Regions from separate parts of the Homo sapiens genome. Here region 2 is linked to region 1. Evidence: read pairs that join two places in POLR2A ChIA-PET (ENCODE). Cell type or tissue: PC-3. All regions are shown on one strand. Links, peaks and the distances in the headings refer to the core of each region. The heading gives the core; the rest is flanking DNA.

Region 1 (15,478 bases), core at 6,888-11,887:
GGGTAGAGGGAGATACTTTTGCTGAGACGCTTGGGAAGAAGTCATCACTTTTTCCTCTAGATGTAAGGTCTGGAGTTGCTATAGCCACTTGTAATCACTGCACAAAACCTCAGGTATCTTATTGCTCTTTCTTCATGACACTCTGATTTTTCTCAGGAAGGCAAGTTATAAGTTTCTACTCAATGTTTTCCTTTAATTTGGCATGATCTACACAATACTGAGCAGGAGTGCTTTTATGTTTCTGTCATGGCATAATACCTTTCCCTACTTTTTAACACTACGAGTTAGTGTTAAAAATCTGGGTTAGTGTGTGTATAGGTGTGTGTGTGTGTGTAAATACACACACACACACCTACACACACATATATATACATATATACACATATATATAGGTTGTCATTTGTCATTCTTTCAGCTGGAACCCAGGATGGGAGACAGTCCTTGAAGAACTATGCTTACTTCATTATCTTTCCTAGAAGCACTCAAGAGGTGTCACTAATTAAACAAGAATTGAGAGGTGCTGACTGGCAAATTTCTAGTATCTTGTCTAGTTTTCTCAATTCATAACTTAGTTTTTCCAAAGAAATCATTTTATTCATTTTACTTTGCTAGCTGCATCAAAGCAGTTTTATTCATAACCACGGTACACATTCATTTCTTGAATGTGCACTATTTCTAGTATTTCTAAGAATACAGCCAAATGATATGACATCTTCATATACCTTGTTCTCTACTCAAGAAAGAAGCTCTCTTATGAAATACTGTCATCTTATTTATATGGCAGGATCTGCCAAGTACATTCATATCTTTCACCTTATCTCATTCTTACTGGGTTTTCATAGTTGGTAGAGAAGTTATTCATCCTGTCATTGTGCACATGAAGCAAGTGAGACCTAGAGAAATAAGGTGAAGTGTTTTAGGTCATACAAATTTTTAGTGGCAAAAGCAGGGATATCACCCAGGGCTTTTGACTGTTTAGGGTCAGTGCTTTGTCCATGGACCAAAATATCCAGGTCAAACGGAGGCTGACCTCCTCTTTTCTCTCAATGTCTTCTTCTAAGTCAAATTTTGTGATTAAGTAAATACTGTTAAGATATACAGAGACTATAATGCAATCTTGTATTGTCGAGGGGAGATATTTTTGTCTCATAGTACTCAATAAAAACAAAAGTTTAAGAAATGATATTTATTTGCTTATAGGTATATCTGAACCTTTACACAAACTTCTGTTAGCTAATGTCAGCTGGCCCTTACTTCCTTCCATTAAAGCCAAAAGAGTTAGGGGTCAGACCCTGACTAGAGACGTGAGTAGAGATTAATGTGTCTGAGTTTATTATATAGGTTCCAAAAAGGGGCCTGTGTTTGTTTAACACTGATTGCCTTTTAGAACCAGTGACAAGTCAGAAGATATTTCTCCCTAAAGCTAATTTCTAATAGGTTTTCAGAACCTTGAGGATGAGTGACATCACTGCTGGTGACAACAGTTTTACTGCTCTGTGATTCAGAATGGTGACTTTCCCTTTACTCTTGTGTTGCTTTTAAACTGATTATCAGCATATTCTAATACAGATATTCAGGAATATAGCTTTTTCACTTAAAACATCTTATAATACTTAGTCTTTCTAGCATTTATTAAGTGACAAGAATTCACTGCTATTTCCTCTTCCGAAGAATATGTGTAAAAAATCTTTTTTTTAAAAAAAGTGAAGGTTATCAGAACATCTCCTCTCCTGCACCATTATTTAGGAAAACACTCATCTGATGGATTATAAAACAATACAGCCCAGTCTTTTGCAAATATTATCCTAATGAAATGAAAACGGTAATTGAGGAAAATCTGCTAAATAAGCATTTAAGAACTTAGATGTGGAAATGGTTCAAAATGCATAAGATAGTGCTTCATGGAAAAGACCATTCATGTTGAAGAGAGCCCACAGAATATATGGGGGCAAGGGGAGGGTTTGACTGTCCCATTTGGCTTCCACAGGACTAATGTAGACATGAAGGGACCATAGAGAATGTTTACTTTTGATTTAGCTTGAAGTACAGATAATTTGTCCATGAACAGGCCACTGGCTTCTGTTGGTCTTAACTGTCAGTTATAATCACTTTAAGCCTAAATGTTTATAAGAAAAAAGTAAAAGGCCTTATTCATATCAGGCATGTGTAATGAAGTTTTCTTCAAAAAATACATAGAAGATGTGAAAAATAAGATCTGAAATTTTGTATAGTACATTCTGAGATATTTGTAATTTTACCAGATTTTAAGGTGTTTTTGTTAGGTCTCCAGGACTAGAGATCTTAGTGAGATATTCATTTCTGTTTATCAAAAGCTAGATTCAATTAGGAAAAACTAAAATTGGTTTTTCATCAATACTGCACAATGCCTGACAAACCTACTTTACCTTAAAGGAGAGTACAGCTGGGCAAAAACAGCATGATTTGTGTGGGCATGAAGTGCCATCCATTCCATCTTCATAAACCACTTATACACTGGGCCTTAGTTGGCCTAAAAAAGCAGCTGTGACAGTTCCAGACTCTATAATCCCTTTTCTTCTGTTTGTTTGCCCTGATTTCCATGGTCCCCAGATTTCCAGCTTGGTAACATCCACTCTGATCTTCAGTGCAGGTGATCTTCTAGATTGTTCTCTTAGCTTCTTGGAGTTTGGCTTCATTTTGGAATCCCTGAGGGATCTTGTGAGAACATCCCATTTTAGCCCTTAAACCCACAGACCTGCACTCAAAGATCTGCATAGTGTTGGAGTGGGTGAGACTAAGTCATTGTCTCCCCCAATGATGGATGAGAATTTTACTGTTCAAGGAGAGGTAAATTATTTCTCAGCAGTATCCCAGTTTTTGGATATTATGTCCTGGGATATTCTGAGAAAGCCAAACTGTATCCAGTGACAACATCATTCATCAGGGTTTAAGGTGAGCACAAACAGGCATGATGTTCTGTCAGGTATTCTGTCTAAAAAGCCAAAGTACCTGTGCTCTGGGAACTCTGAGCACCTGTGATGTGCAAGGTTAAGGAAGACCAAGCCCCTGTTCTAGAGGCATTACAGTCTAATAGGGGCTGGTGGGTGTATCAGTTTCCTATTGCTGCTGGAATAATTACCACAGGCTAGTGGCTCAAACAATAAAACATTTAATATTTTACAGTTCTGAAAGCCAGAAATTCAAAACAGATCTCACTAGGCTAAAATCAAGGTGTCACAAGAGCTGTGTTCCTTTTGGAGGATCCAGGGAAGAATCTGTTTCCTTGGCTTTTCCACCTTCTAGAATATGCCTGAATTCCTTGGCTTATGGCCCCTTATTGCAGCTTCAAAGCCAGCAACAGAGCATCTTCAAATCTCTTTCTAACGCTGACTTTCTTGCCTCCCGTCTTTATTTATAAGGACCCTTGTAATTACATTGTGATTACCCTGAATTATCCAGAATAATCTCACCATCTCAAGATCCTTAACTTAATTGTATCTGCAAGATCCCTTAAGCCAAGCAAGGTAATATTCACAGGTTCTGGAGATTCAAATATAGATACTATTGTAGGAACTTTATTATGCCTACTCCAGAGAACCTAGTCATTCATGATTCATTCATTCAACAAATATTCACTGATGGCCAACTATGTGGCAAGCCCTATTCTAGGACCTGGAGTTCAGCAGTAAAATCTATGACCTTTTTCTCATAAAGCTTACATTTTAGTGCAGGAAGATATAAACGAACAAATATATAATATGTAACGTATGGTGTGACAGAGGAGCAAGGGACATGGCTAGGAAATGAAGAAGTAGGAATGTGTGTGAAGCTACTTTACATAGGGTGGTTGGGGAAGCCATTTCTAAGGCATTATTTAAGCAAAATTCTACAGAAAGTGAGGAAGAAAGCCATGTGGACACCTGGGGGAAGGGTGTTTCAGGTAAAAGAGCAGAAGATCCCAAGGCTTGGAGCCAGGAGCGTGCATGACAAGTTCAACAAACAGCAAGAAGGCCAGTGTGGCTAGAGCGGGTTGAGTAAGTGGAAGAGTAATAGGACATGAGGTCAGGGAGGGAGCAGAGAAGATCAGGTAGAGTCTTGGAAACCATTATAAAACTTTTACTGAGTGACATGGGAAGCCATTGTAAGGTTTTGAGCACAGAAGTGATATACTCTGACTTCATTTGAACAATGAGCACTACAGCTACTGGGTTGAAAACTCTTTAGAACAGCCAAGGCAGAAGCAGGAAGACCAACTAGGAGGCTGCTTTAATCATCCAAGTGAGAAATAATGGTATATGAATCAGGATGGTAGCCATGGATGTGGGAAGTGATTGGATTCTGAAAATATTCAGACGGGCAAGCCAACAGATTTCCTGATAAATTGGATGTGGGTGTGAGAAAGAGGAGTGAAAAATGGCTCAATGCTCTTTGCTTGAGTAACTGGAAGACTGTGGTTGCCATTTACAGAAATGGGGAAGAAAGTGAAGAGCGCATGTCTCAGGAGGAAAACCAGGAATTCAGTTTTGAACTGGTTAAATGTGAGATGCCTATTATACATCACAGTGGAGACAGTGGATTGGAAGTTGTGTGAAATAAGCTTCCCAAGCATAGGGATTTTTGTCTCTTTTGTTTCACAGGTATATCTCCAGGGCTTAGAACAGTGTCTCATATACAGTAGCTATTCAATACATATGTGTTGAATGGCTGAATAAATACACAAGCCCAAATTCAGAGGAGGAGTCTCGGCTTGAGATATTTGGAAGCCATCAACACAGAGATGGTATTTAAAACTAGAAACTTATTCTAGTGAGTCTAGAGTCTGAGGATTGATCCTTGGGATACCCCAAAGTTTAGAACCAGGAGAGATGAAAAGAAACCAGCAAAGGAAACTAAAAAATAGTCACCAGTAGGGTAAGAAGGAAACCAGGAGAGTATGGTGCCCTAGAAGCAAAGCAAAGATAGCTTCAAGGAGGAGAAAGTAATCAATAACAAAGTTTACCTACAAATAAACATGAGGACTAAAAACAGGAGAAAATATACACAAATGACTTAAGTCTTATTTTTAGATCATAAAAACTAATTCCACACGCTTAAGATGGGAAGAGGGTAAGTAACAGGGAATGGAATACAGTTTGTCAACAATAAGTGGGAAAAAAGACTTAGCAAATTAGGTGCCTACCAGTTCAAATGAGAAAACAGCACTGCTTGATCACCAAAGAATATAAGTCAATTTTGACTAACAGGAGTACAATGTACACAACAAGGAAGGTTTAGTTCTGCTCCAGTGCACTGTATGACTATTCTGGAAGTACTGTGTCCAGCACTGGGTGCAGCGCTAATTCAGCACACAGAGGTATCAAAGTTCCCAAGTAAAGTGATCCCTGTGGTAAAAGTGTCTGGAAATAATGTCACCCAAGGAATATTTGAAGGAATTGGGAAGTTTAGCTCAGAACTGAAGGACACAAAGGCTGTCTTCAAACTGAAGAAGTATTTATTTATGACCCCACGGGAGACACGTTACTAGAAAGCATATATGAAATAAATCTATGGAAAATTTTCTAGGGCTAGGTGTGGTGGTACACGCCTATAGTCCCAGCTGCTTAGGAGGCTGAGGCAGGAGCATCACTGGAGCCTAGGAGTTCAAGGCTGCAGTGAGCTATCATCGCCTCACTGCACTCCAGCCTGGGTAACACAGTGAGATCCTATCTCTGAAAAAAAAAATTCTAATAATGAGAACATCTAAAAGTGAAGTGGGCCGTTTGGTGTGGTATGACTTCTTCTTCATCCTGGAAGAGGTGGAAGGTCACATCCACTGTAGTAGCAGAGGGCATTTAAGACTCAGCTGGGCATGAGCCTGGATGATGTCTAAGATTCTGTTCAATTCTGGGATGTTACAACAGATGTAAATCTACTTTGAAAATTACAGTCAGTCGGCTGGGCGTGGTGGCTCACGTCTGTAATCCCAACACTTTGGGAGGCTGAGGTGGGCGGATCATGAGGTCAGGAGATTGAGACCATCCTGGCCAACATGGTGAAACCCTGTCTCTACTAAAAACACAAAAAAATTAGCTGGGTGTGGTGGCACACGCCTGTAATCCCAGCTACTCGGGAGGCTGAGGCAGGAGAATGGCTTGAACCCAGGAGGTGGAGGTTGCAGTGAGCTGAGATCACGACACTGCACTCTAGCCTGGCGACAGAGTGAGACTCCATCTCAAAAAAAAAAAATTACAGTCAGTCTCTGTCACAGACACACACACATACAGCACACCCTCCCTCTCTGACCTTTTATGTTATTTATATAGTAAGATGTGGACAATAGCTTGTTTAATGCAAATCTAATTTGGAGCTCTGTTGAAGAAAATGGGGATGACTTAATGGAGAGCTGAGGGTAAAAGAAAAGTCAAGGTGGAACGTATGTATGTGTAAGCAATCTAAGACAGTCAGGACATTTGGTTAGAGAACAGTAAAAATAGGCCAGGCATAGTGGCTCATGCCTGTAATCCCAGAACTTTGGGAGGCTGAGGTGGGCGGATCACCTGAGGTCAGGAGTTCAACACCAGCCTGGCCAACATGGTGAAACCCTGTCTCTACTAAAAATACGAAAATTAGCCAGGCATGGTGGCATGTGCCTGTAATCCCAGCTACTAGGGAGGCTGAGGCAGGAGAATGTTTTGAACCCGGGAGGTGGAGGTTGCAGTGAGCCGAGTTTGCATTACTGCACTGTAGCCTGGGAAACAAAGCAAGACTCCGTCTCAAAAAAAAAAAAAAAAAAAAAAAAAAAAAAAGGCCGGGCGCGGTGGCTCACACCTGTAATCCCAGCACTTTGGGAGGCCGAGGCGGGCAGATCACGAGGTCAGGTGATCGAGACCATCCTGGCTAACACGGTGAAACCCCATCTTTACTAAAAAAGAAATACAAAAAATTAGCTGGGCGTGGTGGCGGGCGCCTGTAGTCCCAGCTACATGGGGGGCTAAGGCAGGAGAATGGCGTGAACCCAGGCGGTGGAGGCTGCAGGAGTGGAGATGCGCCACTGCACTCTAGCCTGGCCGACAGAGTAAGACTCCGTCTCAAAAAAAAAAAAAAAAAGAAGAAAAAGAACAGTAAAAATAAAGGGAAAATTAAAAAGTGAGAACATTAGGTAGGACAGGCTCAGATACCTGGGAGAATTTCCAGTTACCTGATGATGAGTTTCAGGTGAACTCAAAGAGGAACCTTTTTTTTTTCTTTTGAGGCAGGGTCTTGCTCTGTTGCCCAGGCTGCAGTGTGGTGGCACAATTGTAGCTCACTGTAACCTTGAACTCGTAGGCTCAAGCAATCCTCCCATGTCAGCCTCCCAAGTAGCTGGGACTACAGGCATATGCTACTACACCTGGTTAAGTTTTTAATTTTTTGTAAGATGAGGTCTTGCTATGTTGCCCAGGGTGGTCTCAAACTCCTAGCCTCAAGTGATCCTCCTACCTCACCTCTCAAAGTATTGGGATTGCAGCCGTGAGCCACTGTGCCTGGCTAAAGAGGAACTCTTGAGAAGGGAACCTTCCTGAAAGGAGAAGTAACAGATGATGAAAACGGAATGGACAGTCTTGCTGTTTGGGATCAACAACCTGGAAGAGGCTGAAGAAAGAGCAAGACCAGAGGACACCAATAAGAATGGAAGGTAAAGGACAAGGCCACTAAGAAGAAGAAACTCTGGACCCTGGCAAAGGTCTGAATGGAGACACAACAAAGTGGAAGAGTAAAGAGGTGACAGGCTCAGGACAATCTTAGGAAAACGAAGGGTGAATGGATGAAGGGGCAGTGAGGAGCCTATGAGGTGAGAAGGCAGGCAGCTCTGGGTGACTGACAACAAGATATGCTCCTAGATCTTGGAACTGCAGGCTGGGGCTGTTGTCCAGTACTGCCTCTCAGATGGGACACTTTTGACCTCTCTAGCTTCAGTTTTCTCATACTGTAAACAGCAAAGGACCCTGTGCTGACACACTGGTTTGGCTAGTTGATACTTTGGGGCTCTCTTTACAGTTTGGAAGTTGGGCTGAAGGAGCTCTGCCAGAGGCTATGTTGTGTTGCCAAGTAAAGGTAATTGCTTCTGCTGGGAGGGTAACTGGGAGGAAAAAACTGTCATATCAGGTGCTGCATTAAGATTCCAGTACCCTCCTAAATGATCTTTCTGGCTTCCACTCTTGCTTCTCTAATCCATTTTTCACAGAGTAAACAGATGCTTTTTTACTTTTTAAGCCACTCTCCTGTTTAAAATCCTCCAGTGGCTTCCACTCACACTTAAGAGCAGAATTCAGATTTCTCACCTTTCTGTCCTCATCTCCTGGCCTTTACTTATTGACTTCAACTTCTACCACTTTCTTTCTGGCTCTTCACATTCCAATATATCACTTTCTCTGTTTCTGGAACATCCACTTCAAGGTCTTGCCATTCTTCTCAACTAGAATACCCTTTGCTTGGGTCTTTACATGCCTGGTTCCGTCTTAGCTTGTCATCTCCCCAGAGAGGCCGTTCCTGACCACTTCGTCTGCAGAAGCCCTTGACCAAGACATTCGGCTATATTACCAGGCTTTATTTTCTCATGTCACTAGCTAAAATAATCTTATTTGTATATTGGTTGATTGTTTTTTCCCCATTAGACTGTAAATTTCATCAGAGTGGTATCTTGTTCATCAATCGATCCCCAGTACCTTGACAAGGTCTGGGACATAGCACATACTCAGTAAATAGGTATGAGTAAATATTTGCCAAAGAAATAGAAGGAAGAAAGGGAGAACTGATCTTAGCAAGGCATGCCAAAGGAATGAAGGCCTTGGATGCCTATTTCCTAACTCAGAGAAAGAAGAACATGAGATGTGGGCAGTCCTTCTTCTTATGTATAGAATAGGCCCAGGAAATGGGATTCCGACATAGGCCAATGATCGTTCACTAGTATTTGCTAGCTCTACCAATGAACAGCTGTTTCTCAAGTTCTTATTTTGTTTTGTTTCAGGTGCTATGTGCCTGACGGGAAGCTGCTAGGATATTTAGCTTCTTTCTCTAGGTAAATACTTTTAACTCTAGACACAAACCATGTATACAAGGAAAGAGAAATAATGAACTGCACGTTGACAAATACCAAGTAAGTGGCATAAATGGTATGTTCCATCTCATATTTCAGAGGAAAACATCCCTTTGATGGAATCAAATAGGACTGGATTGGATTCTGGGAAAGAAAAGTCAAAGATGACTAAGGCTTTGGGTCTTAAAATCTACTCAGATTGCTGGAATCATGAGCAGAATAAGGCAGTCAGGAGGGACAGCCAACTTTGGGTGAAAGCCAATGAGCTCAGGATCTAACATATTAAATATAAGTTCCTGGTAGAAATTGCCAGTAGGAATTCCAGGAGGAAATGTCTATCATGGCCTTGTTATGAATATGGTTTGGGCCTTAACCTTACTTGCTGTGGCTTGATTTACCTTTCCTGCCTATCTCCTTTTAATTTTTAATTAAAAAAATAACATATATATACTTCTATAAGCTATCTCAAGTTTTTGGAACAAAATGTGTTATAATGAATACAAGAATATGTAAAAAATAGCATCTTAGACAAGAAGTAAGAGTGACAGATGTTAGCCCCCATTTACTCCTGTCATGTCCAACCCTGTGAGGGAAGAAGTAACACATTCATTTTCATATGTGAACAACAGGCTTTGAAAACCTAAAGAACCAGGGCTAGGCATGGTGGCTCACGCCTGCAATCCCAACACTCTGGGAGGCTGATGCAGGAAGATCACTTGAGCCCAGGAGTTCGACACCAGCCTGGGCAACATAGGGAGAGCTCGTCTACACACACACACACACAAAGCAAAATCAGAGAATTAGTGGAACGCAGCAGTGCATCCCTGTAGTCTCAGCTACTTGGGAAGCTGAGGTTGGAGGATAGATTGAGCCTGGAGGATTGAGGCTGCAGTAAGCCGTGATCACTCTTCTGCACGCTGCCACAGGTCACAGAACTGAGAAAGCTGAAACTGAGCCCACATCTTTCTGACTTCCTAACCTTTGCTCTTCAACATAATATTACACACAGTTTTCCTCTTGAGATCCTGCCTTCTCAGTCTCCTAGAGCCAGTGAGAATCTGGCTGCAAATGTATCCTGGACACATTCTGCTCCTCTAAACCCTGCATGTTGAGGCCATCATCCCTTGTCCCCTGTGAGAATGGTAAGTCAGTGGAGACTGTCCTAAACTTTGGCCCTACGAGCTGGGGCCCAGCCAGTTCCCTTTCTGCCTAGCACATAGTGAGCACTCATGTGAACTGTACCAATGAAGTTGTCATCTTTCCATTCCTTCAAGTAACTAGGGCTTTATGTCAGCTGGGATGGATCTTTCGGAAGTCCCTCTATTAGCACTTTGCCATTGTGAGTACAGAGACACCCCAGAAGTTCCTGCTTCTGTATTCTTCCCATTCTCTAGATCTGAAGGATAAGGACAGTCACTCCTCCTTATTAGTCTAGTGGCTGTTTTAACTCCTTTGACAGCGTGAGCAGGACTCTTGAATGCTTGTAGGGAGATAGCCCACATGAAATACTCAGCTCAGGGTGTATCAAAGGTGCTTAACAAATGTTACTTCTTTTAGTTCCACTTGCCTAGTCCTGTTACATTCACTTCATTGCCTATCTCCCAATACCAACAAACCCTTTGTCCAAAGACAGTAGCTAATGACAACAAAATATTTAGGAATGGGCTGACAGTATCAAATAAGAGACTGCAGAGAGAATAGAAGGCAGCTGAGAACAGGAGACTGGGAACTCATTTATCTTTAGGGTAGGGTGGAAAGTAGCAGGCTATATTTTTCAAGTATAACCACAGCAACATTTCTGGTCCCCTATGCTCTTCTAGAACCTTCATCCTCCCCAGGAAGAGGCAAAGTCTATTTCTCCTTTTTTTGAAGCTGGATGGAACTTCATGACTGCCTTGGTGAATAGAATGTAGTGCAAGTGATGCTGTGTGATTTCTGAGGCTGAGTCATAAAAGGTGATATGGTTTCTAGCTGCTCTCTCACTGCCAGGATGCTTGTTCTTGGAACACAGCCACCATGCTGTGAGGAAGCCAATTAAGCCTATGCAGAGACCCCACATGGAAAGACCCCTGGCTGACAGCCAGCATCTACCACAGATGTGTGAATAAGCACTCAGATGATTCCAACCACCAGCCTTCAAGTCTTCTGAGGCCCCAGACATTGTGGAACAAAGATAACCCATCCTCTCCGTACCTTAAAAGAATTCCTGACCCACAGAATCTGTGAGATTAATAGATGGTTGTTTTATGCCACTAAATTTTAGGGTAATTTGTTGCAGTTATTGTAACCGTAACAAGAAGAAAAGCAAAGGAAAATATGAGGTACCGTGAGACCAGGGGAGTTCAGGAAGAAGAGTAGGTTCATATTAGTCTGCATGTTGCCAAGGAGCAAGTAGGCCTTATACTAATAGGTAGCACTAGGGAGACAGATTTCAGCTTGGTATAAGGAGAGATGGTTTAAGCAACAACAACTCAAGCTCCCCTTAGTTAAGTAACGAATTTCCTGTCACTGGAGGTGTTCAACAGAGACAGAGAGGCTTACTGAAAAGATTCAAACCTGACTGGAAGACCAGATAGGGGACTTTAAGTTTCCTTTCAATCAACAGAATGTGGCAGTAGATTAGATCTGGGGTATCAGGAGGAGAGATTAGAGATGATGAGGTTTGGAGCTTGATGCCTGAGAGACTGGTGATACCATACACAAAAAGAGTGTCTATGGGAGGGTTTTTCAAAACATTCTTCTTTCCATTCCTTTCGTCTCTTACCTGGACAACTGTTAATGCCCCTTGCACTTTCCACCTTCTAATACATTCTTCACACGACACTTGACCAGTGCTCCCAAATATGGTTCTTAGCAGGTCACTTCCTTGCTCAAAGGCTTTAAAAATTCATTTTATGTTTTTAAAATTTTTGTGGGTACACAGTAGGTATACATATTTATGGGATACCTGAGATATTTTGATACGAGCATGCAATGAGTAATAATCACATCACGGAAAATGGGGTTATCTGTCTCCTCAAGCATTTATCCTTTGTGTTACAAACTATCCAATTATATTCTTTTAGTTATTTTAAAATGTACAATTAAATTATTACTGACTATAGTCACCCTGTTGTGATATCAAATATTTAGTCTTATTCATTCTAACGCTTTTATTTTTTTGTACCCATTAACCATCCCCAGCTCTCTCCCACCCACCCACTACCCTTCCCAGCCTGTGGCACCCATCCTTCTACTCTCCATCTCCATGAGTTTGTTTTGATTTTTAGATCCCACAAATAAGTGAGAACATGTGATGTTTATCTCTCTGTGCCTAGTTTATTTTACTTAACACAATGACCTCGAATTTCATCCATGTTGTTGCAAATGAGAGGATCTCATTCTTTTTTATGGCTGAATAGGACTCCATTGTGTGTATGAGTACATTTTCTATATCCATTCATCTCCTGATGGACACTTAGGCTGCTTTCAAATCTTGGCTATTGGGAACAGTGCTGCAACAAACATGGGAGTGTGGATATCTCTTTGATATACTGATTTCCTTTCTTTTGGGTATATACCCAGCAGTGGGATTGCTGGATTGTATGGTAGCTCTATTTTTAGTTTTTGTAGGAATTTCCAAACTGTTCTCCATAGTGGTTGTATTAATTTGCATTCCCACCAACAGCGTATGAGGGTTCCCTTTTCTCCACATCCTTGCCAGCATTTGTTATTGAATGTCTTTTAGATAAAAGACATTTTAACTGGGATGAGATGATATCTCTTTGTAGTTTTGATTTGCATTTCTCTGATGATCAATGATGTTGAGCACCTTTTCATATGCCTGTTTGCCATTTGTATGTCTTCTTTTGAGAAATGTCTCTTCAGATCTTTCGCCCATTTAAAAATTGGATTATTAGAGTTTTTCCTATAGAGTTGTTTGAATTCTTATATATTCTAGTTGTTAATCCCTTGTCAGATGGGTACTTTGCAAATATTTTCTCTCTTCTGTGGATTGTCTCTTCACTTGATTGATTGTTTCCTTTGCTGTGCAGGAGCTTAACTTGATGTGATCCCATTTATCCATTTTTGCTTCGGTTGCCTGTGCTTGCAGGGTACTATTCAAGAAATTTTTGCCCAGTACAATGTCCTTAAGAGTTTCCCCAATGTTTTCTTGTAGTAGTTTCATAGTTTTGAGGTCTTAAAGTCTTTAATCCATTTCGATTTCTGTATATGGTGAGAGACAGGGGTCTAGTTTCATTCTTCTGCATATGGATATCCAGTTTTCCCAGCATCATTTATTGAAGAGACTCTTCCCTAATTTATGCTCTTGGCACCTTTGTCAAAAATGAGTTCACTGTAGATGAATTTGTTTCTGGGTTCTCTATTCTGCTCCATTGGTCCATGTGTCTGTTTTTATGCCAGTACCATGCTGTTTTGATTATTACAGCTTTGTATTATAAAGTCAAGTAATGTGATTCTTCCAGTTTTGTTCTTTTCCCTTAGGATAGCTTTGGCTATTCTGGGTCTTTTGTGATTCTATATACATTTTAGGATTGTTTTTTCTACTTCTGTGAAGAATGTCATCAATGTTTTGATAAGGATTGCATGGACTCTGACGATTGCTTAGGGTAGTATGGACATTTTTAACAATATTGCTGCTTCCAATCCATGAACATGAAACAGTTTTCTATTTATTATGTCTTCTTTAATTTCTTTCATCAATGTTTTATAGTTTTCATTGTAGAAATCTTTCACTTCTTTGGTTAATTTCTACATATTTAACTTTATTTGTGGCTCTTGTAAATGGGATTACTTTTTTTGATTTCAAGATTGTTTGTTGTTGGCATATAGAAATGCTACTGATTTCTGGACATTGATTTTGTATCCTGCAACTTTACTGAATTGGTTTATCGGTTCTAATAGCTTTTTGATGGAGTCTTTAGGTTTTTCCAAATATGAGATCATATCATCTGTAAAAAAGGATAATTTGACTTCTTCCTTTCTGATTCAGATGCCTTTTCTTTCTTCTGTCTGATTGCTCTAGCTAGGATTTCTAGTATGATGTTGAGTAACAGTGGTGAAAGTGGTCATCCTTGTTGTGTTCCAGATCTTAGAGGAAAGGCTTTCCATTTTTCCTCATTCAGTATGATACTAGCTGTGGGTCTGTCATACATGGCTTTTATTCTGTTGAGGTATGTTTCTTCTCAACCCAATTTTTTGAGAGTTTTTTTTTTTTTTTTTTTTAAATCATGAAGTGATGTTGAATTTCATCAAATGCTTTTTCAGCATGTCCTGAAATGATCATTTAGTTTTTGTCCTTCATTCTGTTGATAATGATGTATCACACTGACTAATTTGCATATGATGAACCATCCTGACATTCCTGGGATAAATCCCACTTGATCATAATGAATGATCTTTTTTGCTGAATTTGGTTTGCTAGTATTTTGTTGAGGATTTCTGCATTAATATTCATCAGGGATACTGGTCTTTAGTTTTCTTTTTTCCATGTTTCTCTGATTTTGACATCAGAGTAATAAATACTGGCCTTGTAGAAAGAGTTTGGAAGCATTCCCTCCTCCTCTATTTTTTGGAATAGTTTGAGTAGGATTAGTATTAGTTGTTCTTTAAATGTTTGGTAGAATTCATCAGTGAAGCCCTCTGGTCCTGGGCTTTTCTTTATTGGCAGACTTTTTTTTTTTTTTTTTTTTTTTGAGACGGAGTTTCACTCTTGTTGCCCAGGCTGGAGTGCAGTGGCGTGATCTTGGCTCACCGCAACCTCCACCTCCCAGGTTCAAGCAATTCTCCTGCCTCAGCCTCCCCAGTAGCTGGGATTATAGGCATGCACCACCACGCCCAGATAATTTTGTATTTTTAGTAGAGACGGGGTTTCTACATGTTGAGGCTGGTCTTGAACTCCTGACCTCAGGTGATCCGCCCGCCTTGGCCTCCCAAAGTGCTGGGATTACAGGTGTGAGCCACCGCGCCCGGTCAGGAGACTTTTATTATAGCTTCAATCTCATCACTTGCTAATGGTCTGTTTTGGTTTTGGATTTCTTCATGTTTGAATCTTGGTAGGTTGCATGTGTCTCAAAACTTATCCATTTCCTCTAGTAAAAAGGTTTTAATGACGCTATTGCCGTTACCACATCTCAGCAAATTATTTTATGTAGTTCACAAAGTCTTTTTATATTTACGATCTCATTTGAGCCTCATAAGGATCTGCAAGCATTAAAATACCACCATATATATCTCAAAGTTCAGTTAAGGTACTCTATTCTTTGTATTTTTCTCCTTTATGTCTTTGCTTATGCTATTTTCTTGGTCCACCTTTTTCTCAACTCTACATGTTCTAATCTTTTCCATCTTTCAAGGGCCATGTTAAATTTTAGCTGCTCTAAAAAACAGCTAATCCCCACAGACAAGTAACCGTCATTTCTCCCTCCTCTGAACTCCATCAAT
Region 2 (15,478 bases), core at 10,002-15,001, 100 kb before region 1:
TCCCCCTGTTGGCCAGACTCCTCTTCTAGCTACCATCCATTTCCCTGCTTCCCTATATAGCAAAATCCCTCAAAAAGTTATCTGTATTCACTGTCTCCAACTCCAGCCCTCCCATTCTATCTCTAAAAACCTTTTCATTAAAATATAACCTACACACAGAAAAAGACAAATGTGCTGCTCAAGAGCATTATCATACAGTGAAGACAACCATGTAACCACTACCTATGCCTTTTATTATTTATTTTTTTAGAGAGGGTCTTGTTCTGTCACCCAGGCTGGAGTGCAGTGGCATAATTACAGCTCACTGCAGCCTTAACCTCCTGGGCTTAAGTGATTTCTCCTGCCTCAGCCTCCCAAGCAGCTGGGACCACAGGTGCACACCACCATGCCTGGCTAATTCTGATATTGTTTGTAGAGACGGGGTTTTGCCGTGTTGCCCAGGCTGGTCTCAAACTCCTAGGCTTAAGCAATCCTCCCACTTTGGCCTCCCAAAGTGTTGGGATTACAGGTGCGAGTCACTGCACCTGGCCAGAATTGTTCTTTTAAACCCACTCTAATCAGACTTTTGCTTCCATCACTCCACTGAAACTGCTCAGTGGCCAACGATGTCTAAGTGGTTAAATCCAATAGTCAATCTTCAGTCCTCACCGTCCTTGACCTGTTAGCAGTGTGTGTCATAGTTGATCAATTTTTTCCCCCCTCAATGAAACACTCCACTTGGGTTCCAAAACATAGCCTCTGCCCTGGTTATCTAGCCTAACTTATCACTCCTTTTTGGTCTTCTTTCTCCTTTTCTCTCTTAGCTCTCAATCATACAGGGTTTATGGCTTAGTCCTGAGTTTTTTTTTTTTTTCCTTAAGAGACAAAGTCTCATTCTGTTGCCCAGGCTGTAATGCAGTAGCTATTCACAGGCACAATCATAACACAATACAGCCTCAAACTCCTGGGCTCAAGAGATCCTCCTGCCTCAGCCTCCAGAGTAGCAGGGACTACAGGCTCACACCACTGCACCTGGCCTGGGACCTCTTTTTTTATCTACACTCCCTCCCTTGGTAATTTCATCCAGTCTCATGGCTTTCAATATCATCCAAATGAACTGATTCTCAAATATGTACCTCTAGCCCAAACTTCTCCATGGAACTTCACATTCCTATACCAACTGCTTAACTGACATGTCTACTCAGATGTCTGTTATTAGACATCTCAAAGGTTAATATGCCCAAAACTGAACTCCTGATCTCTCCCTGGAAACTGCTTCACTCGAGATATTCCTTATCTCAGCTAACTGTAACTCCATCCTACCACTCGCCAGGAAAAATACTTTCTCTCATAATCCACATCCAATCTGTCGGGAAATCCTGATGGCTCTACCTTCAAATATATATCTCAAAACTGACAATTTCTCCCCACATCAACTGCAACTACCCTGGTCCAAACTATGAGTATCTCCCACCTAGACGACTGATATAGCCTGCTAATTGATCTCCCCATTACTATACTTACCCCCTACAGCTTATTCACAAAACTGCAGCCAAAGTGATCCTTTAAAAATGTGTTAGATCATGTCATTCTTCTGCTCAAACCTTGAAATGGTTCCCCATTTCATTCAGAGAAAGAGCAATCTCTACAATGTCCTATAAGGCCCTATGTGATCTGGTCTTGTGTTGCCTCCCAATTTTATCTCTTGCTACTTTCTCTTTTGCACTTTCCATTCCAACACTGGCCTCCTTCCTATTCGTCAAATAGGCCAGATGTGTTCCTGCGTTAGACAGGCTCTGTGCACTTTACTAGTTGCTCTGGTCTGGAACACTCTCCCTCAGATCTCCTCATGGGTCGCTTCCTCACCTCCTTCAAACCTTTGTTCAGATGTCTTTTTTTTTTTTTTTTTTTTCAGACAGTGTCTCTGTCACCCAGGCCGGAGTACAGTGGCACAATCTTAGCTCACTGCAACCTCCACCTCATGGTTCAAGTGATCCTGCCGCCTCAGCCTCCTGAGTAGCTAGGACTACAGGTACGTGCCACCATACCCATCTAATTTTTGTATTTTTAGTAGAGGTGGGGTTTCACCATGTCGGCCAGGCTGGTCTTGAATTCCTGGCCTCAAGAAATCCGCCCACCTAGCTAATTTTTATATTTTTAGTAGAGGCGGGGTTTCACCACGTGGGCCAGACTGGTCTTGAACTCCTGGCCTCAAGTGATCCGCCCGCCTTGGCCTCCCAAAGTGCTGGGATTCCAGGCATGAGCCACCACACCCAGCCAGATGTCTCTTTCTCATTAAGGCCAAATCTGGCTATCTTATTTTAAACTTCAATCTTTCCCTTCAATTCTCCACCCCCCATAACCCATCCTATTAGTCTCCCTAACACTTACGACTCTCTAACATTTTTTTTTTTTTTTGAGACAGAGTCTCGCCCTGTTGCCCAGGCTAGGGTGCAGTGACATGATTTCTGCTCACTGCAACCTCTGCCTCCCAGGTTCAAGCGTTTCTCCTGCCTTAGCCTCCCAAGTAGCTGGGACTATAGGCACGTATCACTGCGCCCAGCTAATTTTTGTATTTTTTAGTAGAGACGGGGTTTCCCCATGTTGGCCAGGCTGGTCTCAAACTCCTGACCTCAGGTGATTACAGGCGTAAGCCACCACGCCTGGCCCATATTATATTATTTACTAATCTATGGTGTTAAGTGTCTGTAGTAGGCAAGAAAATGGCCCCTCCAATGATATATTCACATCCTAATACCCAGAACCTGTGAATATTACCTACGTGGCAGCAGATATATATAAAGCTAAGGATCTTGAGAGGGAGTTTATCCTGGATTATCTACATGGGCCCTAAATGCCATTACACGTATCCTTTTTTTTTTTTTTTTTTTTTTTCCAGACGGCATCTCACTCTGTTACCCAGGCTGGAGTACAGTGGCACAGTCTCAGCTTACTGCAACCTCCGCCTTCTAGGTTCAAGGAATTCTCCTGCCTCAGCCTCACAAGTAGCTGGGATTACAGGTGTGCACCACCACATCAAACTAATTTTTATATTTTTGGTACAGATGGGGTTTCACCACGTTGGCCAGGCTAGTCTCAAACTCCGGACCTCAGGTGATCCGCCCACCCTGGCCTCCCAAAGTGCTGGCATTACAGGTATGAGCCACCACGCCTGCCATGTATCCTTATAAGAGGGACACAGAAGGAGACTGAATGCAGTCCCACAGAGAAGATGATATGAAGACAGAGGCAGAGGTTGTAGTGATGTGGCCACAAGCCCAGGGATATCAGAGTAGCCACCAGAAGCTGGAAGAGGAAAATAACAGATTATCTCCTAGAGCCCCCAGAGGGAGTATGGCCCCTGCTAACACTTCAACACATCTCTGGCCTCCAAAGCTGTGAGAGAAAAACTTTGTTGCTTTAAGCCACCAAGTTTGTAGTAACTTATTACTGTAGCCAAAATAAACTAATAGCACCTAAAATAGTACCTGGAATATGGCAGACACTTGATAAATACTTGTTCAAAGAAAGAAGGAATGAAAATAAACCCTGAAATACTACCATCTGATTATACAGTGTCAATATAATGCCTTTATTCTGACAAAACTATTACTGTTTCTATGGGTACACGTGTTATGTAATAGAAATTTCGCACAGGAAAACCACAGAAAGTTACAGGAAAACCCTCGAAAGTTATATGTTAAAGTCTTAAAAGGAGGGTGAGATGACAGAATTGGGACATTTTAATATATATTCATTGTAGTGATTGTGTAATTCAAAAATAATCAAATGTCTTTAAAAAGATTTTTTTTCAAAACAGGGTCTCAATTAGGTTGCCTAGGCTGGTCTCAAATTCCTAGGTTCAAGCAATCCTCCTAACTCAGCCTCCCAAGTAACTGGGATTACAGACACATGCTACTGTGCCTGGCTTAAATTTTTTTGGTTTTTCAAAAAACATCACTCCCTTCTCATCAATGTACTTTTAGCAATAGGTTCTACCTTACCTATAAATGGTTAACTACAATTCTATATTTTTAACTACAAACTTAAAAACTTTAAATGTATTTCTATTTGTATAAGAGTTATATTAAGACCACCAAAAAAAAGATGAAAAACCAGGGTATTCCTGAATCTGAAGTAGGCACTGAAACTAACATTTCATTATTTTGTCTTTTATTATTTTTGAGACAGGGTCTCACTCTGTTGCCCAGACTGGAATGCAGTGGCACGACCACAGTGCACTGTCGCCTCCACCTCTCAAGCTCAAGCAATCCTCCCACCTCAGCCTCCTGAGTACCTGGGACTACAAGCACACACCAATATGCCTGGCTAATTTTTAAACGTTTTGTAGAGATGGGGTCTCACTACATTGCTAGGGCTGGTCTCAAATTCCTGGGCTCAAGCAGTCCTCCTGCCTCAGCAACCTAAAGTGCTAGGATTACAGGTGTGTGTCACTGCGCCTGGCCCATTTCATTATTTTTAAAGTGAAGAAAAAAGAAAACCTACTAAGATTAGGCAAAGGTAAGAGATACTAGGAGGCCTTCTCCTCACTGAATGCTATATACCATTTACTTGGAGGCTTAAGAAAAACTGGTTCAGAGAGAAAAACTGAAAAATCCGGAAAAGTAAAATAATTTGTAGGGCTGAAAGACTTACACAAAAATGAAATAATGAAGAAAAAATATTTCCAACAAAAAGGGAATATCTTTCTACTAAGGAAAATAACTTTACCTGCAGCATGTAGTTGATCTGCCAAGTCATATAACAACTTAAAGTTCTCTCCACTCTTCAAGCCTCGACCTCATTTAAAAAGATGAAAAAAAAAAATTAGGCAAACATCAAATACATTCTGGAACAATTTTGCTATTTTATATACTGGAGTAAATTTTCATATTATGTAACTGCCATATTAAGCATGTCACCTCCTCTATAAACCTTTTCTGGCCTCTGACACTCCTATACTTCTATAAAGCATTCAACACTACTATGATTACCTAGTTAACTAATTGTGTAATTAATATGAGTTTTTTTCCCACTAGAATAAAAACTCTTTAATTTCAGGATCTATATCTATCTTGGTCACTGCCATATCTGCAATATTTAGCAAAACTCTACATATAATAGATGCTCAATAAATTTCTCTGAATGACTGAATAAAGTTATTATTTGAATGGGAGTCATCTCAAGGACTTTAAACTCCTCGAGAGGAAGAACATTCTGCCTTTTCATCTGTTTCTCCAGCACTTGGCAATAAGCCTGTCATAGAACAGATAACCAATATACATTTCTTGAATAAATAAGTGAATAAACAAGTCAGGGCCCAGCTCGGTGGCTCACACCTGTAATCCCAACACTTTGGGAGGCTGAAGTGGGCGGATCACCTGAGGTCAGGATTTCGAGACCAGCCTGACCAACATGCAGAACCTCCGTCTCTACTAAAAATACAAAATTATTATTTTTATTTATTTATTTATTTATTTTTTAGGAGGAGTTTCACTCTTGTTGCCCAGGCTGAAATGCAATGGTGCGATCTCGGCTCACTGCAACCTCTGCCTCCCAGGTTCAAGCAATTCTCCTGCCTCACCCTCCTGAGTAGCTGGGACTACTGGCATCCACCACCATGCCCAGCTAATTTTTTGTATTTTTAATAGAGACGGGGTTTCACTATGTTGGCCAGGCTGGTCTCGAACACTTGACCTCGGGTGATCCACCCGCCTCGGCTTCCCAAAGTGCTGGAATTACAGGTGTGAGTCACCGCGCTGGGCGTAGTGGCACATGCCTGTAATCCCAGCTACTCGGGAGGCTGAGGCAGGAGAATCGCTTGAACCTGGGAGGTGGAGGTGGCGGTGAGCAGAGATTGTGCCATTGCACTCCAGCCTAGGCAACAAGAGCGAAACTCCATCTCAAAAAGAAAAAAAGAAAACGAAAAACAAGTCAGATATATCACTTCAAAATATTAATTTTTTTTTCTCAATGATACTTGCAATAGAAGGCTGTCTGAAAGCTTATTTTGTTGGATGTTTAATTGCAAGGATTTAAAAAGCATAACAGTCCTTATTTTTTCAAAAAGTTAGTCAGTGGGCCATAAAAAAATCATTGTTTTTAAAGACAAGGAGCATGATGTATAAAAATAAGCATGTCTTATGCAATATTAACAGTTTTGATATTAAATGTTAAGAAACTTTTTAAAGAGTTATACACAAAGACATGGACAACTCTGGAAATCTTTCCAAGTGGAAAGAAGGGTAGGAATTATACACAAGATGGCCCTGAAATTCAAGCCAGTTCTATCTATAATTGAGAAGCCAACCATACTCTGCAGAATTCATGGAAGTCCATCAATAAGATGGCACCAAGTGGCAAAGTTATGCAGATAAGATTTATACCATGCTCCCCCTGGTGCCAGTGACTAGGTGTGCAACAGAAACCCCAAACTGTGTATTATGCTCATAATTTCATTTTCCTAATTGGTTAAATGGGAATAATATCCCAAACTTCCCAACTTCTTACATTTGAAAAAGATCTGTGTACTTCTAAAATAAATACTAAAAATAAAAAAAAAAATCAAAGTATTTTCAATTTACATCTTTTAAGATTAATATTTCACTTACCACCAGATACCACCACTTTGGCACCTGTTAGCTCTGGTCGATCACTTTTTGTTAATTTCTGGTCAAGCCACTCTGATATTTCCACTGGTGAAGTACTTGATGCTGCATACATTAATACATAATAAAACAATGACTATGATTTCAAGTTCTATAACAAGAATTATTTTCAAGAGAAACACACAAGTATATAATTCCACGAAATTTAAGTTAATTACTGTGAATTTTCAGTGCTCCTAATTAATTCTCTCTGATAATGGAAAGACTTAAGGAGACTAGATTCCAGCCTTTGCCACATTAGCTGTATGACTCCAGAAATCATTCAATTCTCTGAGTCTGAATATAGAATAACTTTCTTTCTATGAGGTTCAAATAAGACACTATATATGTTAAAGTGTGACACCCTCCACACGTTTCCTATTACATTCTTCTGTTATACTGAATCACCCAAATATAATAGGAAACAGTGACAAGAGTAAAAAAGCTTAATCTTAATAGATCCTCTGTCTCCCACTCCCTTGATCTACCAAAGCAACTATCCTAGTACCAAAGATAATGTGAAAAAGATGTAAGTTATACATATTTATTATTTTTGTATAAGCTTGGGAATATCATTTAAATTGAACTTTCAAATACTATTCATTAGAAATGTAGGCAGAGGTCATCTCTTATTATAATACAGTCTATGAATTAAAAAAGTAAGAAACAAAACAAAAAAACTCCAAATGAACACTCACCCTTTTCTGAACTGGCACTACCGCCACTTGTTGCTGCAGCATCAAAGGATGTTCCACGGACAGAAAACACTTTCACTTTCTCATCACACTTCACTGTACATAGAGCATTTCCTGAAACATACAATCTATTTCTTAAAAGCAACAGCAAAAGGCAACAAAACTAGCACTCCTTTGATGCTTGGAATTTACTTCACAGACAAGGCAAGAAATAACTATTGACCAGTTGTCTTCTAACTCTATTAAGTATAGGAAAAAATGAACCATAACGGTGAAGAAACATATCAGCAGATATCTGTATAACCCTGGATGTCTTTAAAAGCAGGACAGGTACTACCACACCTAGAAGGAAGAAACTCGAACAGGCATCCACACTAAGAAGGTACACTACACCTCTAAAAGGAATATGAACAAAGCTTCCTTCTCCAAAAACAATACAATCAGTAACTCAAAACTATGAGCTGCAACAACTTAGGAAGAATGTAGCTACTGTGCATGCTAAAGGAGGAATATCTTGAAAACACAATAGGTCATAAAGAACAGGTATGAATGTGCTAAGATTTTAAGAGGATTTGAGACACTCTGGATTAGCTATCACATTAACAGTAACCTAAACCATGACAAAATATTTTCCCTCAAACATTATGGAAGATGAAAAGTCTAATTTCAGAATTAGCCATTCATACTGGAATACACAACTTTAATCAGGCAAAAAACGAAGAGTTCACTGCCTTCTCCGACCCCACTAGAGACCAGTGTGCTAAGCAAAAAATCAACTGAAGAGACACTGAAATGAATTTCTTTTCTTTTTCTTGAGACAGGGTCTTGCTCTGTTGCCCAGGCTGGAGTGCTGTGGCATGATCACAACTCACCATAGCCTCGACCTTCTGGCTCAAGCAATCCTCCCACCTCAGCCTCCCAAGTATCTGTGACTACAGGCATATGCCAACATGCCTAGCTAATTTATTTTATTTATTTATTTTTGAGATAGGGTCTTATTATGTTGCCCAGGATAGCCTCAAACTCCTGAGTTCAAGTAATCCTCCCACCTCAGCCTGCCAAAGTGCTGGGATTATAGGCACGAGCCACTGCAGCTGGCTAAAATGAATTTCTTAATGCCTATGGAAATGAAGTAGAAGCAGCAAAGATTGAGAATACTATTTTTTTTTAAGTTTTGCTTTTCCAGGTACCACTTACAAAATATATTAAATTGTGAATCTAATTTTTATTGATCACTAGGAAAATATCACCCTGCAAACTGAATAAACAGGCAGGAAATCTCTGTGTTTGCGATCCATCAGAGAGAATGCCATGTCAAGGGCCACCAGCAATTCTAGACTAAAATTTTCCTCAGAAACCTTTAAGATGGTCCACTTAAAGCAATTGTATGGTTTGATTTAAAATTCTATCTTCAAGATTAATTTATGCTTTTCACTAAAATTTAACATGTTGATTAATTATCTTCCTTGAGTACTCACCTGCATAAATAGTTCTCACAAATGTGTCAGGTGACTTGATTGCAATGATGTCAGAAATCGGGGCAACCTCAAGTTTGGCTGCTACTCTGGGCAAAAGGTTCTAAAAGCAAAATAAGCAGTGAGTTAACACACATACATAGTGATGGAAGACTATAAATGATCAGTAATGACATATTCTAAATGCATATTCTGTAGAAATTTTAATTCAAATATTTTATATTTCGTGTGCACCTTTGGATACACAACTTCAAGCACAGCTTTTTAAATAGCCTTTGAGATTGAGTACTTACCATTACTCTAACTACATTAAGAGTTTCATGAGTTTTACAGTATTAAGCCACCTTAATGCAATATATTGAACTATGAGATATGAAATTTAATAAACATCAATTACCAAGTGTGACAGTTGTGGATTATTGAATTTAGATAAGAAAAGATAGAACAAATTTAGAAGGGTGGTAAAATTCTCAAATACTGAAAAAGATTATGCTTGTATACATTTACTTAATGTATATAAAAGAAAAAAATTCACAGCAGACATTTCACCTTTTGTTTAAATTGATATTGTATAAAAAAAAGAGTAAGGCCAGGTACAGTGGCTGACACCTGTAATCCCAGCACTTTGGGAGGCTGAGGATCACCTGAGGCCAGGAGTTTGAGACCAATGTGGCCAACATGGTGAAACACCATCTCTACTAAAAATACAAAAAATTAGCCGGGGATGGTGGTGTATGCCTGTAGTCCCAGCTACTCAGGAGGCTGAGGCATGAGAATGAGAATTGCTTGAACCTGGGAGGCGGAGGTTGCAGTGAGCTGAGATAGTACCACCACACTCCAGCCTTGGTGACAGAGCGAGACTCTGCCTCAAAAGAAAAAAAAAAAAAAGGAAAAGAATAACACTAACCTGAAGAACAGCCTGTGTAGTACATATTTAAAAAGCAACAAAAATAAAATAAAGGTGTGTTCTTGTGCTTGTACTGAAATAGATGCATGTGCTAACTTTGTCCTCAGCAGCAGGAATCCTTGGGAAAGTCACAGTTCCCCAAGTCTCAGTTAATTCTTCTTCTTCTTCTTCTTTTTTTTTTTTTTTGGAAACAGGGTCTCATTCTGTTACCCAGGCTGAACTTGCAGTGGTGTGATCATAGCTCACTGTAACCTTGAACTCCTGGGCTCAAGAGATTATTCTGCCTTGGCCTCCTGAGTAGCTGGGACTACAGGCGCACGCTACTGCGTCCAGCTCATTTTTTGGTTTATGTTTTGTTTTTTTCTGTAGAAGCGGGGTCTTGCGTTGTTGTCCAGGCTGGTCTCGAATTCCTGGCCTCAGCTGATCCTCCTGCCTTGGCACCCCAAAGTGCTGGGATTACAGACATGAGCCACCATGCCCATTCTGAAGCACCTACTTAATCTGGTTTAAAAACCAGATTTGTCAGTATTTAAAGCTAGCTTCAGTAAGTAATCCTCCTCCTGAACCACCTTCTTTAACTGTTCAGGAATTATTACTGGAATAGTTACTTGGCTGAACAGATTATCTTACAAATTTTATGTTATACAGACTTTGCCTCTTTTAAAAGTTTTAGAACTTTCTAAATTGCTCAAAATTTAATGTCTTTTGTATTTTCATTATCCCTTGTTTAACATATCTTCAAGAAATTTTACCATGGTACTTAAAAGTATGTTTTCCTGGATCTGGTCTTCTATCTAAACATCATGAGGGTGGATGGTACACAGATATCTATCCTATTAAAAATATATCCCATCCAACAAGCTGCCTGCATGGTTTCTGGGAAGAAGAAGCAATAATTGAGTTCTTTTTGTGCATAAAAAATGACATATTTTAAAATTCTAGCAGACAAGTATAAAAGTGTGTTATCTCAAAACCACAGCTGGTGAAGGACTATCATACAGCAAATTGTTTGGCTTCTTCTGATAGACGTTTCTCATTCCAAACCCATTTACAGGCCGCACGACCAGCTACTATTATGTGACCCTTATTCTCAAAACTCCCATCTGTTACAACATAGCAATCATGGCCAGAGTACTAAAATCTAGCTAATGACAAACACCCTTTCATGGTCTAACACTCTGTTAGGTGAACTGTCATCATAGAAGGAAACTCAAGGCTCATGAAATTATTTAAATCATCCAATATATAATCAAAACTCTCAGAGACAGAACGGTCCACAAAGATTATTTCACCCATCAGACTGGAGGAAAAAATGTTAAAATGTATACTACCAAGTGTTGACAATTAAGTAATAGGTATCAAAATTTTTAAACTACATAGCATTTGACTCAGTGATTTCACCTCTAGAACTCTATTGTAAATAAATTCCAGCCCATGTTTACACAGATACATGCATGACCATGTTTTCTTGCAGTAAAGTATATAAATGCAAAAAACTGGAACCAAGTTAACTGTCCTTAGCTAAACATGGAATCTTATGCAGCCATAAAAAAAGAGAAACATTATGAGCCAAAGTCGCTACTCTTTTTTTTTTTTTTTTTTTTTGAGACAGGGTGTTGCTCTGTCACCCTGGAGCACAGGCTGGAGTGCAGCAGTGTAATCTCAGCTCATTGCAGCCTCAACCTTCCAGGCTCAAGCAATTCTCCCACTTCAGCCTCCCAAGTAGCTGGGACCACAGGCATGCACCACCACACTCAGCTAATTTTTTTTTTTCATTTTTTTGTAGAGATGAGATCTCACTGTATTGCCCAGGCTGGGCTACAACTCCTGGGCTCAGACAATCCTCCCAAAGTGCTGGGATTACAGGCGTCAGCCACCGCACCCTGCCCAAGTCATACTCTTAAGTAAAAGCTACTATTCACAAAACAATTCATGCCATATTATCCCATTTTAGAAGTAAAAAATATATAGCTGTACATGTACTGTAATTTAAAAATCCATAGAAGGAGGCCTAAAAGAATGTACAATTGTTAACAGCTATACTTCTAAAGAGGGGAGGGTGAGTTGGGAATAAGAAAGCAGGACTTTGACACCTTGCTCTGCACACTGCTGTACTACACGCAGTCTTCCTAATAAGGATGTATTTGTGTACAACTTATTTTACAATTTTTAAAAGTGAAAATAGGCTAAGCACAGTGACTTATGTCTGTAATCCTAGCACTTTGGGAGGCTGAAATGAGAGGATGACTTGAGGCCAGGAGTTTAAGACAAGCCCGCACAACATAGGGAGACTACATCGATACAAAAAATTTGAAAATTAGCTGGGCATGGTGGCATGTACCTGTAGTCCTAGCTACTCAGAAGGCTAGGATAGGAGGATCGTTTGAGCCCACAAGTTGGAGGGTATGTTGAGCTACAATCGTGCCACTGCACTCCAGTCTGGGCAACAGAGCTAGGCTGAAGCAGGCAGATCACCTGAGGTCAGGAGTTCGAGACCAGCCTGGTCAACACGGCGAAACCCTGTCTCTACTAAACATACAAAAATTAGCCAGGTGTGGTGGCACGCACCTATAATCCCAGCTACACACGGGAGGCTGAGGCAGGAGAATGGCTTGAACCCAGGAGGTAGAGGTTGCAGTGAGCTGAGATTGTGCTGCTGCACTCCAGCCTGGGCGAGGAAAGTAAGACTCCATCTCGAAAAAAAAAAAAAAAAAAAGTAGGCCAGGCGCGGTGGCTCACGCCTGTAATCCCAGTACTTTGGGGGGCCGAGGCGGGCGGATCACGAGGTCAGGAGATCAAGACCATCCTGGCTAACACAGTGAAACCCCGTCTCTACTAAAAATACAAAAAATTAGCCGGGCGAGCTGGCGGGCGCCTGTAGTCCCAGCTACTCGGGAGGCTGAGGCAGGAGAATGGCGTGAACCCCGGGGGGCGGAGCCTGCAGTGAGCCGAGATGGCGCCACTGCACTCCAACCTGGGCGACAGTGAGACTCCATCTCAAAAAAAAGAAAGTAAAAATAAAGACTAAAAATGACACCTTATTAAGAATGGAACAAAAGAAAAGAGAGCTAAGATAACACCCACGGCCACAGAGAGAGAGCAAGAAAAATCCACTGACGAATTCCTTGTCTTAAGCTCCCATTACACTCCTCCCTCCATTTTTAACTTTATGTAGACTGCTATCCATCTTATAACACACTCATTCTTCAGACACATCACAATGCACATGATCAGATTACAGCTTTCTTTACCTTAAGGATGTCTTCAACCACCACAAGCCCTTTCCAAATTCCCTACGTAGATAAAATTTGGCTTTTCTAGATATCCATCAGCCATCCAAATAAACCATCTCTTAAAATGGGCTACTAATAGAAATGACTCTTGCTCGTTCACTCTCTCTCTCACATGCAAGCAGAATTCAGCATTACTTTTACATGCAGAAAATTTTAAAATAATAGCCTAATTAGAGTTTTCTCCACAACATAATTTGAAAACCTGGAAATGGTAGTTTTAACGGAAAATTATGACAAAATCTTGAAAGAATAAATTTTAGCAAAACTACCACATCAATTCAGATAAATCCAGATTGGCTACATAAACAGTCTGTTGCATACTTTCAGCACAATGAAATCTAACCCTTTCAAGCAGTGATATCAGATTCCACATTCTCAACCTTCTCACCTTTCCGAAGGCAGATGCTCCAGCACAGATGTGTGTGTAATTGAACTGCTTCTGAGTTGCCAAAATCAATGGTGTCAGTTCCTCTGAGAATTAAACACATTTGATAAAAAAATATTTTGAAATACTTTCATATTCATATATTCAAGCGTAATTTAGACACTACATTTTTTTCTACTGGAAAACCTCACCTGGAAGTAGGCCTTTGTACACATCATGCTGAGCCACCAGAACTTTTGCTATGCCTGCTACTTTACAGAGATCTTGTGCCACCTATGATTAAAAGATAAGTTCCTAATTATCCATCTATCAGAAATATACAAATAAAGCCACCACTATAAATATCAACAGATCATAAAATCTTAATGGCCAACTGTAAAAATTATTCTTATTAGCAAAAGGGCCAGTTAAGAATTAAAATATATTCCGGCCGGGCGCAGTGGCTCAAGCCTGTAATCCCAGCACTCTGAGAGGCTGAGGCAGGCAGATCACCGGAGTCAAGAGTTCAAGACCAGCCTGGCCAACATGGTGAAACCCCATCTCTACTAAAAATACAAAAATTAGCTAGGCATGGTGGCGGGCACCTGTAATCCCAGCTACTTGGGAGACTGAGGCAAGAGAATGGCTTGAACCCAGGAGGCGGAGGTTACAGTGAGCCAAGATCACACCACTTCACTCCAGACTGGGCGAAAGAGTGAAACTCCATCTCAAACAAACAAAGAATTAAAATATTAAAATACATTCCTTAACAAAGAAAATCTAATGCCAATAGATCTTACTACTGACTGACCTTACACTGTCCAACTACCAAGCATTTCAACAAAAATTCCTGCCTTGAAAAAGAAAAGTGCTAATTGACAAACCAAAATCAACATGGCTCTTTATTCAAATTTTGTTATAAATTGTGCTTTTTACTTTTGGTTCAATCCAAGTGTAAGTTCAATGTCCTGGAAATGGTGAAAATGAAGTTCTCTAGTAACATCCCATTGTCAACCACTGAGTTCCTGCCCACATACACATATTTATCTATGACAAAGCAAAATATTTCCTATTTTAATTCTTCATTTTTCCTGTTTGGAATTAGAATGGGGTTCTGAGAAAGCTTTTTGATGATTCAGATTTTCTATATTCAGAAGGCAATTAGATTTCCCCTTTTTAAGTATCTTTATTACCTCATGGCTGGTTTCCACTTTAGCTAAGTCATATCAGTCATACTATCGTCTTCTGTCTCCTTGTTTACCTCCAAACTGATTCATTGATTCACTGATGAGTAGGATTAAAAGGCTGTGCCTTGTGCCACCCTCATATGAACTGTTAGCTTGCAACAATATTCACTGAAGAAAGGATGCAGTGCAAGAATACATTCTCTGCTAAACCAAGTGTTCACCGGCATACCATTTGTACTACAGAGGCCCTTTATTATGGATGCAGCTGCATTTAGCTTCTCAAACTTTAAGAGAATTTCCAATTAAGAAACTCAGTTAATTGCAATGTAGCTGCATAGCAGCATGGGATAGAAAATGGGGCAGAATTTTCCCATTGAAACTATCTTGTTTTTACTGGCAAAACGGCTGGCATTATACAGAAGAATAACTTGCTGTTTATGACAAGTAGCTGAATAAAATGGTATAAAACCGAACTCTATTAAACGATCTCTTCATACAGGTACTGGTTGTTTTCTTTAAAATTAGAACATGACAGGTTAGGATTGTAACTGAGTACAGAAGACGATTTCTATTTTGATTTTTCTCAAAGTAGTATAAAGTATCAAAGTCTTTTTAAAGTAATATTACAATAATTATTTTAAATCACAGCAAAACAAACAACAAATCACAAATTCCTATATATCCAAAAACAGGGAAACCAAAAAGATAGCTTAGCCATCATATACTGTGGCTAATACAGACATACAAATAGATAGCTTAGCCATCACACATCACACATTGTGGCTGTATCAACTATGTAAGATCCTACAGTTGTTAGCAGGAATTGGGTAAAGAAATCCACATAACTAATCATAAACCCACCAGAATATGTTCTTTTATCAATTTCATGTAAAAAATTAGACAGAAGCAACACCAGCAGTATGAACCTCCA

Evidence for each region. ChIA-PET counts read pairs that join two places held together with the same protein. Peaks named below come from ENCODE experiments on the same cell type or tissue, not always from the same donor. Only the 100,000 strongest peaks of a DNase experiment are listed, where the experiment ranks them.
Region 2: POLR2A ChIA-PET joins it to region 1 with 7 read pairs; 1 of 35 experiments calls an interaction of 5 or more read pairs at or near these places.

What each region holds. Positions count from the first base shown.
Region 1 is chr15:76,382,768-76,398,245 of GRCh38, forward strand. All of the region lies in intron 27 of SCAPER (S-phase cyclin A associated protein in the ER), which reads right to left. Among named protein-coding and RNA genes, the nearest start is that of ISL2, 54 kb to the left of the region's middle. In PC-3, for the core only: no CTCF peak of the experiment used is centred there; a DNase peak (open chromatin) is centred at 8,804; H3K27ac peaks cover 1,602 bases.
Region 2 is chr15:76,279,047-76,294,524 of GRCh38, forward strand. It overlaps ETFA (electron transfer flavoprotein subunit alpha), which reads right to left. Exons shown (of 12, transcript NM_000126.4): 3 at 13,573-13,654; 4 at 13,385-13,467; 5 at 8,800-8,899; 6 at 7,325-7,435; 7 at 6,591-6,692; 8 at 4,711-4,779. Among named protein-coding and RNA genes, the nearest start is that of ETFA, 25 kb to the right of the region's middle. In PC-3, for the core only: no CTCF peak of the experiment used is centred there; a DNase peak (open chromatin) is centred at 14,615; H3K27ac peaks cover 517 bases.